Regions from separate parts of the Homo sapiens genome. Here region 1 is linked to region 2. Evidence: chromatin loops called from intact Hi-C (ENCODE). Cell type or tissue: mammary epithelial cell. All regions are shown on one strand.

Region 1 (8,000 bases), 300 kb after region 2:
TGATGGGAATGCAAATTGGTATAGCCACTATAGAAAAGAGTATAGAGGTTCCTCAAAAAATTAAAAATAGAATTAGCATATGATGCAGCCATCTCATTCTAGGTATATATCTAAAGGAAATAAAATCACTATCTCAAAGAGGTATCTGCACTTCCACATTCATTCCAGCATTATTCACAAGAGCCAAGATACGGAAACAACCTTAATGTCTGTCAATAGATGATGGATTAAAAAAAGACATGCTATACAAATTTATACAATGCGATGTTACTAAGCCATAGAAAGAAGGAAATCCTGCTATTTGTGACAACATGGATAAATGTTGAGGATAATATGCTAAGTGAAATGAATCAAACACATAAAGACAGATATTATGTGTTCTCACTTATATGTGGAATCTAAAAAATTGACCTCTTAGATGTAGTGAGAAGAATGATCACTGCCAAGGCCTGAAGGGCGTGAGGGAAATAGGGAGACATTTGTCAAAAGGTACAAACATTTAGTTATAAGATGAATACGTTCTGGGGATCTCATGAATACCACAGTGACTACAGTTGATGATACTGCATTGCATACTTGAAATTTGCTAAGAGGATAGATCTGAGGTATTCTCACCACACACACACACACAAACAGTAACTACGTGAAGTGATGGATATGTTAATTACCTTGATTGTAATAATCATTTCATGATATATATTAATACATACATCACATCATCACTGTGTACACCTTAGATTTATACGATTTTTATTTGTCAAACATACCTCCATAAAACTGGGGAAAAATACAAACAGAAAACCAAATGCAATGAACTCCACTTTCCAAGTGCATCTAGAATTTGTGTGCATCTTCCACATTTCCAGCATAGCCACCTTGGTTCTGGCACCGTCACCTCTTGCTGCAGTCATTGCAATCACTCTCCCACAGCTTTGTCTGCTCCCATCATTGTTCCTCTAAAAGCTCAACTTTGCAGAGCCCCAGAGAGAAGTTTTCAGGGGATTTAAATCAACTCTGAACTGGATTTCCATCTTATTTAAAGCAATGTCCTTTCCACCGGACTCAAGGCCCTGCATGATCTGCCTCTAGTTGTCTTGGAGCTCATCTCCAATTGCTCCTTCTCCTGCCTCCTGGTGCTGCCTCAGACTCTCCAAAGTGCTCTTGCCTAAGGGCACTTGCACCTTGCTTCTCTTCTTCACCTGGAACACACTTCCCTCAGACAGCCACATGGCTTGCTCCCTCATTTAATCCCCCTGCTCAAACTGTGGTCATTCCCCTGACCACACTCTACATAAATTGTCTATCCTCTCCTTTCCTTCCCTCCTCATCTCCCCACTGAATTTTCCTCCACGACACATCAACAGCTGACATATGTAGTACATTTTTGTTTGTTGTTCAGCTCCCCTCATCAGAATGTAAACCTCATAAGCTTATAGTCTAGTGAAAAAATCTGTTTCATGTGACAACTAGTAGGTGCTCAATAAATAGTCAATGAATGAATGCATAGGAGGCAACTGGAAAAGCAGGGAGTGTCCAAAATAGTATGGGATTCAGAGACCATTTCCAATAACAATTATTGGAGGGAAATTCGACTTGGAAGGCAGCACTAATTTGTAGAACAAGGAAGGGAGTCATGAGGACTGACTTCAACTGCTTGAAGAGCTGACATACGGAGTAGGAGCAGACTCACTCTGCATTTTTCATAAAGTAAAACTCCTAAGTAGTTTTCCAGGCCAACAAAGTGGGTGTGGCAGGCATTCAAGACACAGAGAATCATATGAGCCCTGCGTCGAGGCTGAGATTTGGAAAGACGTGGCTTGTATGTTAAATACCAAATTAGTCATATGCAGCTGGAGGGGAGTGGTGGTCCATGAGGTCAGAAAGATAAACTGGATGGGCTTTTATTGCATTCATTTATTAATTCATGAAAGTATCAAATGCTCTACATTTAATTAGCACATATTATCTCCCAGGCTCTGTGCTAGGTCCTGGGGATATAAAGCCTGTAATTTAGAAATCCTGTCATTGAAAGATAAGAATGAACATTTGTCAAGGCCTTAAAGGTCTCTGTATATAATAGGTACTCAAAAAAAAAAAAACTGGATCCCTGAATGCTGGTGTCTGAGTCCATTTGGCTACTATAACAAAATACCTTAGACTAGGTAATTTATAAACAATAGAAATTCATTACTCACAGTTCTAGCAAATGGAAAGTCCCAGATCACGGACTTTATAAAGGTGTCAGCAATTCAATGTCTGGTGAGAGCTCTCCACTTCATAGATTCATAGGGAGCTTCATAGCGCTCTCTACTTCATAGATTGCACCCTCTTACTGGGTCATCACATGGTGGTGGAAAACAAGCCTCTTTCTATGAGGCCATTAATCCCATTGATGAGAGCAGAGTCGTCATGACCCTATCACCTCCCAAAGGCCCTGCATCTTAATACTATCACCTTAGGAGTTAAGTTTCAACCTATGAATTTTTGGGGTGGAGGGCACGCCAACATTCGAAGTATAGCAGGAGGCTATGTTTTTCTAGTTAATAATCATATTAATCCTATGAGGCAAATATAATTATGCCTGTTTTAGAGGTAAGGAAACTAAGATTTAGTTTTCTGACTTCATATAACTCATATGATTCTGGGCCATGCTATAAATCTAGCTCTGTCTCACATCAAAGTTTTTGGGTTTTTCCCCGCCCCACTATGTCCTCTTGTCTCCTCAAAACAGCTCAAACTCTTAGAAATAACTTCCTAGACCAGAGAAGTAAAAACAGGAGGGATGGATCCACTCTACTCATACAGGAAGGTTTTGAGTGGGAGCCTTAAAGGATGAGTCTCTTTAATCTCCCTGGCCCAGTAGTTACCAGAATTGCCTTGCTATCAATCCCTGGGGAGCAATAGGCACTGTTGTTAAGTGTGCCAGCCTTGGGTTGCACAGTCTGGAATTTGAATACGAGTTTTCCCCTTGATTAGCTATATGACCCTGGGCATATCACTTAATCTTGTTAAACCTCAATCTTCTCATTCTTAAAATGAGGACTAAAAATTATACCTCTGGGGTGCCCCTGTGGCTCACATTTGTAATTTGAGCACTTTGGGAGGCCAAGACAGGAGGATTGCTTGAGCCCAGGAATTCAAGGCTACAGTGAGCCATTACTGCACTCTAGCCTGGGCAACAGAGCAAGACTCTATCTCAAAAAAAAAAAAATTACACCTCTAATAGAAGATCACTATGAAATTAAATTGGATAAATCATGCAGAATATGTAGCAAAATTTCTGGCACAAAATAAATGATCAATGACTCTTAGCCATGGGATGAAGAAGATAATGGTGATGAGGATATTCTGGCTCCAGGTGACAAAGTCAAGGACATGTCTGGCTGATAAAGTCAGTTTAGCAGCTTCCATTAAGAAGTTATTCAGAAAAAAAGCTGGGACCCTGTCCTTTACAATCCCACAGTGAAATGTACTGTACTTAAGGAAGGGCAAGGAGGAAGGAGAAGTTCCTATCCACACCACAAAGCTAAAAAACCCAAGAAGAGTTTGGTTTTGCTCTGTTCTCAGTCCTTTTTAACTGAGTTTTCCTTTTTAAAAAAATACTATGGCCTTTGCCTGAGGCCTAATCAGGATGCCTATAAATGTGCATATTTATGGATGTTAGTATAATACACCTTAAAAAGTTCCCTTTGCTTTCAGATGCTGGTCTGCATTTTGTGCATGTCTCAGCTATGTGCTGGGTGGCTGCTACAATATTTCTGCTGAGGCAGGCAGAGTACACCCACCCAAATGCATTTCATCTAAATGTAGTTTGGTCTGGGACATCTTGGTAATCAGGGAAGACAAAGCAGATTAAAATCATGTGAGAGGCCACTTTCCCAGCGAGCTCAAACATGCTCTGCTGATAGAAACCACTCCACACAGGGCATGGGGGTGTGACTTTGTGGGGAAGAGGGGGAGGTGGAAGGATTGGGGTCAGGTTGTGACAAGGAGATGAAGGTTTGTTCCAGCCAAGGGGTCTGTCTGGGATGCCAGCCATGAGGAAAGCAAGCTTCAGCACAGATGTCTGTGATGTGGAGTAACCCCACGTATATTTCAAAACAGATTTCCTGGGGGAAATTTTTTGGGAATTCACAATATGTTGTTAAAACCAGGCAATCCTTTGAGGTTTGTTATTCTTCTTCTAGGACTCTGTAATATTCACCGGCAGGAAAACCCAAGGGAATGACTACTATGACATCTGATGGTGAGAAGGCGGCGTTGGTTGAGGGGAGTGAATGGGTTATATCTATTGAAAATCTACTATGGGTTTTTCTTCTTTTTTCTCTGATTATCACAGAAGAGGTTACTAAGTTTCAGAAAGAAGCAGGAATTAGTGCTTGGAGACCCAAACATCCTAGAAGGACCCTGGAGATCCTTTGTGAAGTTGAGAAGGAGGGAGATTATTGTTTAAGGTAGCTTCTGAGTTGTGCGCCAGGCATTGGAAACTAAGCCAAGGACACAGCCAGCCAGTGAGCAAGGCCTTCTCCAGATCATTCCGGGGAGTTCTGCTCCAGTTTAGAGGGCTGTTCCAGGTTCCCTCAGTGGTGATTTTGGAGGCTTCAAAGGACTTCCCAGTAGAGATGAGCAAAGAGAGGTCATCCCCATTCCCTTGAAACTGATTCAGCCAAGCCTTTCATGTCAACCTTCTGCACCAGTTGAGCAAAGCAGTAATCACACCCATTCAAGTCTTCTAAAGGGAAAGAAATCACCATCACTTGTCCTTATTCTGTTGCACTGGAAATAGATTTGTCAGATAAGATATAGGATACCCAGTTAAATTTGAATTTCAGATAAATGATAAAACTTTTTTGGAATAAGTGTGTCCCACATGTTGCATGGGACACACAAACTTGATCTGAAATTCAAATGTGACCAGATGTCCTGTACTTTTATTTGCCAAATCTGACAATTCCTTCCACAAGTCACTAGAAACATCTCATAATTGTGCCCCCCTGCAGGTGGTAAGAGGTACCATGTCATAGCACAACCTGCAAAAAGTGGTTAATGATAGAACATGCCACTGAGGGGTAGTGAGCCTCTTGTCACAGAGAGCTTACCTGGCTGTTTTCATACCTTCCCTGCACTTTTAATCCCTCACTCCTCAGCTCCTAGGGATAAGGAGCATGAATCCTGAGGCAGGTTGCTTGGATATGAACGCTGGTTAGCTGATGGCCTTACATTAAGTAATATAACCTCTCTGTGTTTTCTAGTTTGCTCGTCTGTAAAATGGGGGCAAGAGTAGCAATTACCTTGTAAAGTTGTTCTGAAGCTTCAAAGTGCTTAGTTCAGTGCTTGGCCCATGGGGAAGGAAGAAAAGACATTAATTATTACTGTTATTATTCCCTGGTACCTATATACAAAAGGAGTTGGGCTATTGAGAATCATGTAATCATGTCAAAGCTGGGGCAGAATTTAAGGTCTCAGAAGCCATTGCTGAACCACTGCCACTCAGAGAAGAAAAATATTTTGGGAGCATTTAGAGGAACTCTCTTGTTTTAGAAATGAAAACTCAAGCCAGAAAGGCCAAATGGCTCGCTCCAAACTTCACAGGTGGTTGAGAATAAGATCTTGGGGTAGAACAGCAGATACAGATAAAATAACCCAAAGGAATGGTGGAGAGCCTTTTGCTAGGACTCAGTAATTTAAATTACAGAATTACAGGATTTTAGAGCTACCAGAAGTGGGCAAGACAGCATTTGCCCCAGGGCCGGCCTAAAGCAAGACACAGACATAGGAGTCAAATGTTCTTGGGGTTCTAGTCCCAGTTCTGCCCTGGTGTTTCTTACACATCTTTTGGCAAGTCCTTACCTTCCCTAGCCTTCAGTTTCCCATCTGTACAACGGAGATAATCATCTGAGCTCTGTCTGCTTCCTCTGGCTATTGCGAAAGCTTTGGAAGGAATGACACCTCGGCTGCCTCCCAGGAACTAACCATCCCACTCTGCCCTTTTGGCCTCTCCCCAGCTTGTCAGAGTGCTGCCTTCCTTCACGTCCTTGGCTTCCAGCCCTCACAGGCATGAGATATCTGGGCCCCAACTGACTGATGACCAGCAGATTCTAGTATGTGGGGTGAGGGTGGGGAAGGTTCATTCTTGCTTGACTGGCCTGCATTGCCCATCAGCCTAGATTCAAGCCATGCAAAGAAGGCCTCTGAGCTCAGCTCTCAACTGATGCTTTTTGAATTGAGCAGAGTGACCTTGCTGAAAAGTAAGTCTGATCATGACACTCACCAACTTAACCCTTGCCTACAGGTGTTAACCTGGTCCCCCATCTGCGTTACCACTTACTATCTCTCACTCAGACTAATAGACCTCAGCTTTTCTGTGCCCACTACCCCTGCTCAAATCCATTATTTGCATAGTCACCAAGAGAGCCGTCTAAAATAAAAATCCAATTAGGCTGCCTCCCCTCTTAAAACCCATTATTCACTGCAGGGATTCTTTTCTTGTCTTTTCTTTTTTGAAACAGAGTCTCACGGTGTTGCCCAGGCTGAATACAATCGTGCAATCATGACTCTCTGCAGACTTGACATCCTGGGCTCATCAAGCAATCCTCCTGCCTCAGCCTCCCGAATAGCTGAGACTACAGGCACCCACCACCACATCACACTCTACAAAAAATTTCTGTTTTTTTGTAGAGATGGGGTCTTGCTATATTGCCCAGGGTGGTCTCAAACTCCTGACTTCAAGTAATCCTCCTGCCTTGGCCTCCCAAGGTGCTGGGATTACAGGTGTGACCCACCACACCTGGCCAACTGCAGGGATTCTTTATTTGAAGATCATGGATAGGTTTCAGGAAATATGTGAACACTCTGAAATGTATACCCTAGTTCTGTTTGTGTGAGTATTAACTTTGATCAGATTTTCAGAGAGGTCTGTGACCAACTTCCTGCACTAAAAAATGTTTACAAACCACTGCTCCACAGGATAAAGTTCAAACCTCTCAGTCTAAAGGAAATACAAAGCCATTCATGACACAGTTTTTACATACACCATCTTCATTTTGGATTTCTCAGCCCCAATTGCTTGAACATGTCTTGCCGTTTCTTATCTCCTTGCCTTTGCTCAAGCTGTGTCCTCTGTCTTGAAGATCCTCTTTTTCTCATTCTTTCCAGGGATCTCCCTCCCTTGGTTAAGTCCCAGTTAACTAGTATAACTTCATTCAAGAGTTTCTTCTTCCAGGAGCTTCCCAATATGATTTGGCTGTGGGCCCCACCCAAATCTCATGTTGAATTGTGATCCCCAGAGTTGGAGGTAGACGTGGTGGGAGATGGTTGGATCATGGGGGTGGTTTCTAATGGTTTAACACTGTCTCCTAGTGTTGTTTTGTGACAGAGTTCTCACAAGATCTTGTTGTTTGAAAGTGTGTAACACCTCCTACTTCGTGCACTTTCTCTTTTCCCTTCTTCACCATGTGAAGATGTGCCTGCTTCTCCTTCACCTTCTGCCATAATTGAATGTTTCCTGAGGCCTCCCCAGCCATGCTTCCTGTATAGCCTGCAGAACGGTGAGCCAATTAAACCCATTTTCTTTATAAATTACCCAGTCTCAAGTATTTCTTTATAGCAATGTGAGAATGAACTAATACACTTCCTCTGACCCTCTCCTCCACACCCATGCTGGGGAGATGTTCTTCCGTGGGATCCCACAATCGACATCCATCTGGCTCTCTAGAATTGCACTGTTCATGTAGTGCTCACAGAGATGAAAGCTCTTTGAGAACAAGACCACACATTATCGCTTTCTTCCTCTCCTTTTCTCAAGCAGTGGTTCTTGGGGACTGCAGCATCTCACCTTCATAGAAACTCAACACTCAGACCTCACCCCAGACCTACTGAATCAGAAACTCTGAGGTTGGGGCCAGTGAGCTGTGCTTTAACAAGCCCTGCAGGTGATCCTGATGCCCGCTGAAGCCTGGGAACCATAGTCCTGAAAAAACGTCCCTGGCTCTTGTCTGTTC
Region 2 (8,000 bases):
GGATCACCTGAGGTCAGGAGTTCGAGACCAGCCTGACCAACATGGAAAAACCCCATCTCTACTAAAAATACAAAATTAGCCGTGCATGGTGGCACATGCCAGTAATCCTAGCTACTTGGGAGGCTGAGGCAGGAGAATTGCTTGAACCCAGGAGGTGGAAGTTGCAGTGAGCTGAGATCGCACTATTGCACTCCAGCCTGGGCAACAAGAGCGAAACTCCATCTCAAAAAAAGAAAATAGTAATAATAACTACTATAGTCTCCAAGGTTTAGTAAAAAATGAAAACCACTGTAGGTATCTCAAACAGGAATAAATTTTATACAGGAAATTAGAAGCTTACAAAACCATTAGAAGAACCGGCAGAACAAAGGTTAGGCGAGCCAACTGCCAGTGTTCAGGACGTCAGGAAGCGCAGCCATGGCAGGAAGCTGCTGCTAATGCTTTGGGCTGTCTGCAGCAGCTAAATGGGTTATGTTCAAGAGCGTGGCTGGAAGGTACAGCTCCAGAAAAACTTCACATCTGCCACCAGCTGAAAACCAAAATACTGGCTTTTGAGTCTCTTTTGCCTTTCAAATATTGCATGTATGGCTCTAAGCCCTGAAACTTTGTGATATGGGCTGAATGGTGTCCCCTCAAGTTCACATGTTGAAGTTCATACCCCCCAGTACCTTAGAATGTGATTGTATTTGCAGATTTACCTTAATCTTTTTAAAAAGGGGTTAAGGTAAAATGAGGTTATGTGGGTGGGCCCTACTCTAATATGACTGATGTCCTTATAAAAAGAGGAGTTTAGGACACAGATAGGCACAGAGAGAAGACCACATGAAGACATGGAGATGAGATGACCATCCACAAGTCAAGGAGAGACTTCAGAAACCACCGCTTTCAACACCTTGATCTTGGATTTTCAGCCTACAGGACTGTGAGACAATAAGTTTCTATTGTTTAAGCCACCCAGTTTGTGGCACTCTGTTATGGCAGCCCTAGCAAACTAACATATTCTGGGAATAGGGATTTTGCAAGACTTAGTTATTAGGTTTCTAAGGGCAAAAATGGTACTGAGTTGCAAGAGACAATCTGGCACAGTTGCCCTATGCTAGGCTCATGCTGAGGCCCAGTCATGGCACAAAGCACTTCACACATGTTATCTTGTTTAATTTAAGCCTCATATCATCCATCAGTAGTGGGAACCTAGGTCAGATCTAGAAGCAGATCTCTTTGTGCTCTATCTGGTTGCATATGCACTTTCTTTTTTGGTCCACTCAGGGAACATCTATTGATCTTCAAATCGACGTTAGTTCTTCTCGCTCTTCACCCAATGCCAATCTTCTCCCTCCCCACAGAGCCATTTCCTTCTTTATTTTCCCAAAACCATAGCCCATATGGATTTCTATAATAGTACCTATGCAGATTCTATGCATTTTTACATCTATGCATTTGTTTTCTCCACTAAACTCTAGGTTTCTTAAGAGCAGAGACCACATCTTGTTTGCTTTTGCACTTCCAGAGCCCAACTTTGTGTCTGATACATGGTTTTTCTTCAGGGTGTGTTGGAAGAAAGTGGGAGGAAGGATTCAAACCGGGAAAAGACCAAGGATCCTTTCACCACACTGCAGTGTCAGCATCTCATAAGAACACACCCAGTTAATCCAGAATAGATAGGAAGGAAGAATGCTTTTGCACACACACATGCATACAAATGTGAGAGACTTCTCTGGCTTGATGCTAGGCCACTTCCCTTATAGAAATTGGCCAGCAGTGTGACAATTAATTAACTTTCTAAGTAGCTGATCAAACATCTCATTTACTCAGTCAACAGAGTGTTAAGACAGAAGCGTGGTGGAACGGAGAAAAGGGACCTTAGGGAGCTGTGAAGGAGGCTTTGCAAAGCAGATGACATTTGAGCTTGATCTTAAAGAATGAGTAAGTGTGTTATGAAGGGTAGTGGGTCGTGGGTATTCTAGAAAAGGGAACAGCATGGGCCATGTCTGGAGACTTTGGCTTGTTCAGCAAAGAGCAAGTAGTTAGGGGTGTATATATGTTTGTTATGTGCGAGGGGTGGGGAAGAGGAGAGACAATAGGAAATGAAAAACCACAACAAACTTCTTTGTACACAAATATTTCTTCACATTTCAGATAGTCATAGAATGTCTTAGATCTGGGCATGGTTTATAATATCAAAAATTGGAAATGGCCAATGATAGGAGAATGGACAAGTAAACTATGGTGTATTAACTCAAAACAATATTATATAATAACATAATTACATAATTTATTAAAAGTATTAGCAAATACTTTACATAAATGCATATTAAATAAATGACTATTAAATGAATAAATATTAAAAATAATGGCAAAGATCACAATTGCTTTTGCACCAACCTAATTATATAAGATTGTAATGAAGAACTTGTCACTTTACAGAAATATTTTGTGTGAATAATCCTAAGTGAAATAGTAGGATTTGGTGTGATCATATGCACTTAAAAAATAAAATAGGCTGAGCACAGTGGCTCATGCCTGTAATCCCAGCACTTTGGGTGGCCGAAGCAGGAGGATCACGAGATCAGGAGTTTGAGACCAGCCTGGCCAACATGGTGAAACCCTGTCTCTACTAAAAACACAAAAATGAGTCGGGCGTGGGGGCGTGCCTGTAATCCCAGCTACTCGGGAGGCTGAGGCAGGAGAATTGCTTGAATCTGGGAGGTGGAGGTTGCAGTGAGCTAAGATTGCAGCACTGCACTCCAGCCTGGGTGGCAGAGCGACGAGACTCTGTCTCAAAAATAAATAAATAAAATGAATAAATAAAAAAAATAAAATCCTAAACAGAAGGAAAAAAATGGAAGGAAATATTGTGGGCAGTTGTTATCTTTAGGTGATTTTCCCCTCTCATTCCTATTGATTAATTTTTGCACCTAGTTTATTGATAATGAAGATGAATTTATTTTTTATGTATTTTTGAAAAATCCATGTCCTGTCCTAAAGATTTTTGCTGCCAATTCCTTTATGTTCTGTGGTTATGGGACACTGTTTAGCTGTGACCAGAAGAGAAAAGGCCACAGTATCACCAAACCACCAAGAAGACAAAGGCTTAAGAAAGGAAGCCAAAGACCAAGGGGCATTAGGTCCTTGTGATTCCCGTCTCAGAGTGAAAGCACAAGTCGCAGCTTCAGAGGGCTTCCCAGAGCGGAGTGGGCAAAGCCGATGCATCCACAGTGTCTAGGCTGCGAGGAAACTAAGACGGCCAAATCCCACCCACTCCACCCCACCTTGAATTCCTTCTAAAGCTTCCACAGGTTCCTAGACTCATCTTGCATGCTCTCAGCAATAAGTAGTCCTCACAGTTGAGCCAGATCCCTCCAGCCAGTTTAAAAGTTCTGCCCAAATCTACTTTTCAGATGGCCCCGGTCCGGCTATATGGACTCACCCAGAACAAAGCTAACTTTGCACGTGACAACCCCTACTATTCTGACCTCACTAGATTAGGTTTCATGAGACCAGCCCTTAGGTCTGTTTTGCTGTATCCTCAGCACTCAATATGGTGCCACGTACAGAGTAAGCACTTAGGACATGTTGTAGGATGAATGAACAAGTGAAAGAGTGAGAGAATAAATTCACTCCTGAGTCTTCTCCTCTCCTGGCCAAATATCCCCAGTTCCTTCAACAGTTCTGATGTGGCTCCTGGACCTGTCAGCACTTGTTTTAGATATTCCCCAGCATGTCCGTGTTAAATGTGGATTTCAGGAACTTACACAATAGTCCTGGTGTGGTGTGGGGTGCACGATTCACAGGAACCATAACTTCCCTTATTTAGAACAACCTATTTTAATGAGGCAACTCAAGATCTTAAGAGCCATTATCAAAGCCACTAATGGTTAAAAAATCTGGACTATATTTTTAGGGGTTGGGGCCACTGCTATCAATCCCAGCAGCATGGTGTTCCTTTTTGACCATTCAAGACTCTGCCCAATGTTGTGGCAAAGGCAAGGGTAAGGAGTCAAAAGACCTGGATATGGGCATTGGGCTGGTAGCAGTAGCTACTATGGAGTCCCAGGTTCACTCTGGGCTAAACACTGTGCTAAATGTCTCACAAATATGTTCTCAGTTAACGCTTGTTGCAAGTAGAGTACTGTTTTTATCCATTTTTTACAAATAGAGAAATTACCTAAGCTTATTTCTGGCATTTCATTGTGCAGGAATCTCCAGCTCGTCACTCAAACTCTCTGGGCTTCATTTATTTTATCTGTCAAATGGAGATAATAATAATATCTGTCTTGGATAGTCACTGGGAAGATTTATTAAAAGGTTGCAGTGAAAGTAACTGATAAAGCCTATAAACTTGCAATACATTATTATAAAGGCTCCGATTTTCCAGAGCAAAGTCTGGAGACATAGATTTCAATTTCCTCTCTGTGTCTGTGTCTGCCATTCCAGATTGCTGTCAGTTAATGTAACAAATGTTTTCTTCCTTTCTCTAATCTTGGACATTTTTTTAATAGATTAAGAGTAATTACTCCCAAATGGATACATGAAAGCCCAATTTCTGCCTAACATGCATCAAACCATTCATAAATATGCTTTTCTATTTTATTTATTATTCTTCATTAAATCTATTTCAAGTGGAAACAAACAAATCCACTCTTTCCAAGTATTAAATTAACTCAACGCCAAAGGTGTTTCCTGTAACACTCTTCCAGCAGAGGGCACTATTTCTCTATAAAGAGGGTGCCTTAGTTTTCTAAACTGTGATCCTCAGATTTTGAGGTAATTTTTGCAGAGCCTCATAAATAAATTCAGACCCAAGTATTAAGAATTATTAATGAGGACAATGCCGTTTGGGTTTACTTCATGAAAAGAATTTTCAGTTAGTGCAGAAATGCTGATTTTTGCCCTCTGCCATATACGGTCAGGTATCTCCTTATTTAGAAATCACAGAATATGAGAGTTAGGGCCTTACAGATCACTTAGCCTGCAGATCACAAAGAAACTGCCTGCAGGTGAAATTCAGCCCACATTCATATTTTGTTTGCCTTGCAGAAGTTTATTATTATTGTTATCAGACTAACATTAACCAGGAGGGTGCACACAACATATAGATTTCTTAGCATATTAAAAAAAAAATAAATCTGAAGCTTTCACAATGCTGAGCCAACATGCCTCTATGGTGACAACTGGCTGGGATTCAATAAATTTACACCCTTGTGGACAGGACATATGCACACTAGTTCCCCAACAGTGACTTCTCATCCAGGCTGCCCCATTAGTATACATCAATTACCTGGACCTAAAAGCACTTGAGTTTATGACCTGTAGATTCTGGTCCAACTTCTTCATGTTACAGATGAAGACACTGGAGGCCAGAAATAGGAAGGGCCTTGCTCAAGGTCACACCACAAGTGAGGCGCTGAGACCAGGTCTCATTCCCAGGCCTCCCAACCTACGGGGTCACGGTCCTTTCCCACCTCTGGGGTTTCTCAAAATTAAGAATTGATCCTGACTCCTGCCTGTGCCTCTGTCAGAAAGCTTCAGTCCTTTCCTCCTTTACCCTAAGAGGCCAGTGTTCCCAGGCAGGTGGGAGGGCCACAAAGAGGTCCCAGACAGTGTAAAATGCAAGGAGAGGCTTTGGTGGTGGTGGTGGTTGGGAGTGGGGGGTGGGGTCGGGGAACAGAAAGAAGGGGAGAGGGGGCCCTCTACTAGTTCTTCTAGGGCCTTTTTCTTGGCTACTCCTGCTTTCCTAGGGCTAGTTTTGCTTCTCAGATCCTGATTTCTTGGGCTGATGGACAGAACTTGGAGAGCACAGTCAGAGAGACTTACTTTCTTAAAATTTCTGGGCCAGCCGGGCGTGGTGGCTCACGCCTGTAATCCCAGCACTTTGGGAGGCTGAGGAGGGTGGATCACGAGGTCAGGAAATCGAGACCATCCTGGCTAACACGGTGAAATGAAACCCCGTCTCTACTAAAAAAATACAAAAAAAAATTAGCTGGGCGTGGTGGCGGGGGCCTGTAGTCCCAGCTACTCGGGAGGCTGAGGCAGGAGAATGGCGTGAACACAGGAGGCGGAGCTTGCAGTGAGCGGAGATCGAGCCACTGCACTCCAGCCTGGGCGACTGAGCGAGACTCTGCCTCAAAAAAAAAAAAAAAAAATTCTGGGCCTTGGTTTCCTCATCTGTAAAGTGGAAGCATTATTACTTTGTGGAGCTTGTGTAAAAATTTTCTATTCGATAAGAAAAGCATTTGTGATTCATTTGCTTATTGACTGCCTACTAGATGTAGAATGTTTGGGGGTACAGCTATGCCTGAAACATGAGGATCCTAAATAAATGGCAGCAATTATTGGGGAGAAAAAGGAGACAGGCTTCTTGTTATCCTGTGGAGACTCTGTGCCTTTGGCCCTGAGGCCTCCACATTCCAACAGCTCTCCACCTAAGCCTGTGCTGCATATCTCGGCTGCACATTAAAATATCCTGGGCAGCGTTTAAAATCCTTGGTGCCCAGGCTCCTCCTAGAACAAGTAAATCAGAATCCCCAGGGGTGGTGTCTGGTCATTAGTGCAGCACAGCTGGGAACCACTGTCATAAATCCTCTTCCTACCATGACACAGCCTAAAGCCGTTTGCTTTCCTAGGAGCCACGTTGGCCACACGCTTCCTTTGCTGCAACCCCACTCCTGCCCTTTGAGTCTGGACATATTAATGAAATTCCTCTGACCTTCTATTTCTTTTTCAGGAAAATAGGGGTGTAGGGGAGACAGTTGGTAGCCTAACCGGCATCTGTTAGCTCCTTTTTCCATCTAAGCAGAAGGCAGATTTTGGAAGCTGACCACCTCCAGGGGTGAATCTGATTGGCCCAACAGTTATTCAGTCAATCCTCTTTTGTCAGTGATTGGTTTAGGAACGAGACTGTGGACCGAACTCCGTTATATAAGATGTGAAAGGAGGCCTCTAGGAAAAGTTTTCTTGCTCTTGAAAAAGAGGAAGAAGACCATTGTGTGGTGTTTTGATTTGACATGTGGAACTGCTGCCGCCATCTTGTGACCAGCCTGAGGATGAAGGCGACACCGGGGCACAACATGTAAAGATGAATGTTGGTTAACTGGAGTTTTTATTCAATAGAAAATTGAAGTGGCAAGCACGATGAGTAGAAGAGAACTAGAATTTACTGAGTCCCTATTATGTGCCAGACCCTCTGTTAAGTTCGGTATAATATGTGCCAGCTCATGTAATTCTGACAACTGTGGTCTGGCATTAGAAAGTAATCAGTTAGACTCTATTGATTTTTTTTTTTTTTTTTTTTTGAGATGGAGACTCCCTCTGTCTCCCACGCTGGAATGCAAAGGCGCGATCTAGGGTCACTGCAACCTCCTCCTCTGGGGTTCAAGCGATTCTCCTGCCTCAGCCTCCTGAGTAGCTGGGATTACAGGTGCCTGCTGCCACGCCCAGCTAATTTTTGTATTTTTAGTAGAGATGGGGTTTCACCATGTTGGCCAGGCTGGTCTTGAATTCCTGACCTCAGGTGATACACCCGCCTTGGCCTACCAAAGTGCTGAGATTACAGGGCTAAGCCACCGTGCCCGGCCGACTCTGTTGATTTTTCTTTTAGCTCTGACACTTAGGCAAATGCTTTCATCTCTCTAAACCTCAGTTTTCTCATCTGTGAGATAGAAATGATAGAATATATGCATTATGTGGTTGTTAGAAGAATTAAATGAAATAATGCTTGTAAATAATGCATGTAAATAATCTAGTAAATAATTAGGACCCAATGAAAACCAGGTGTTACATATGTTTATCAACCTGTAAGGCAGGTTATTAGTTTTATTATTATTGTTATTGTACTTTTTACATATGAATGGAATAAGAATTACAAGACCCAAGTGGACTTGCCTAAGATCTCACAGTGTGTAAGTGGCAGAGCTGGGATTTAAACTCAAGAATTCTTTTTTTTTTTTTTTTGAGATGGAGTCTCACTCTGTCACCCAGGCTGGAGTGCAGTGGTGCGATCT

Evidence for each region. A loop is a pair of places that touch in the nucleus more often than their neighbours do. Peaks named below come from ENCODE experiments on the same cell type or tissue, not always from the same donor. Only the 100,000 strongest peaks of a DNase experiment are listed, where the experiment ranks them.
Region 1: it touches region 2 in a loop (15-fold over the local background); 3 of 110 quality-filtered maps call a loop at or near these places.

What each region holds. Positions count from the first base shown.
Region 1 is chr1:59,037,985-59,045,984 of GRCh38, forward strand. The region is part of intron 2 of LINC01358 (long intergenic non-protein coding RNA 1358); the gene reads left to right. Among named protein-coding and RNA genes, the nearest start is that of LINC01358, 22 kb to the left of the region's middle. RefSeq lists an enhancer at 7,671-7,720. In mammary epithelial cell, a CTCF peak has its summit at 4,261; a DNase peak (open chromatin) is centred at 5,967; H3K27ac peaks cover 221 bases.
Region 2 is chr1:58,735,346-58,743,345 of GRCh38, forward strand. All of the region lies in intron 5 of LOC112268263 (a long non-coding RNA gene), which reads left to right. Among named protein-coding and RNA genes, the nearest start is that of MYSM1, 39 kb to the left of the region's middle. In mammary epithelial cell, a CTCF peak has its summit at 4,704 (motif pointing right); a DNase peak (open chromatin) is centred at 3,696; H3K27ac peaks cover 822 bases.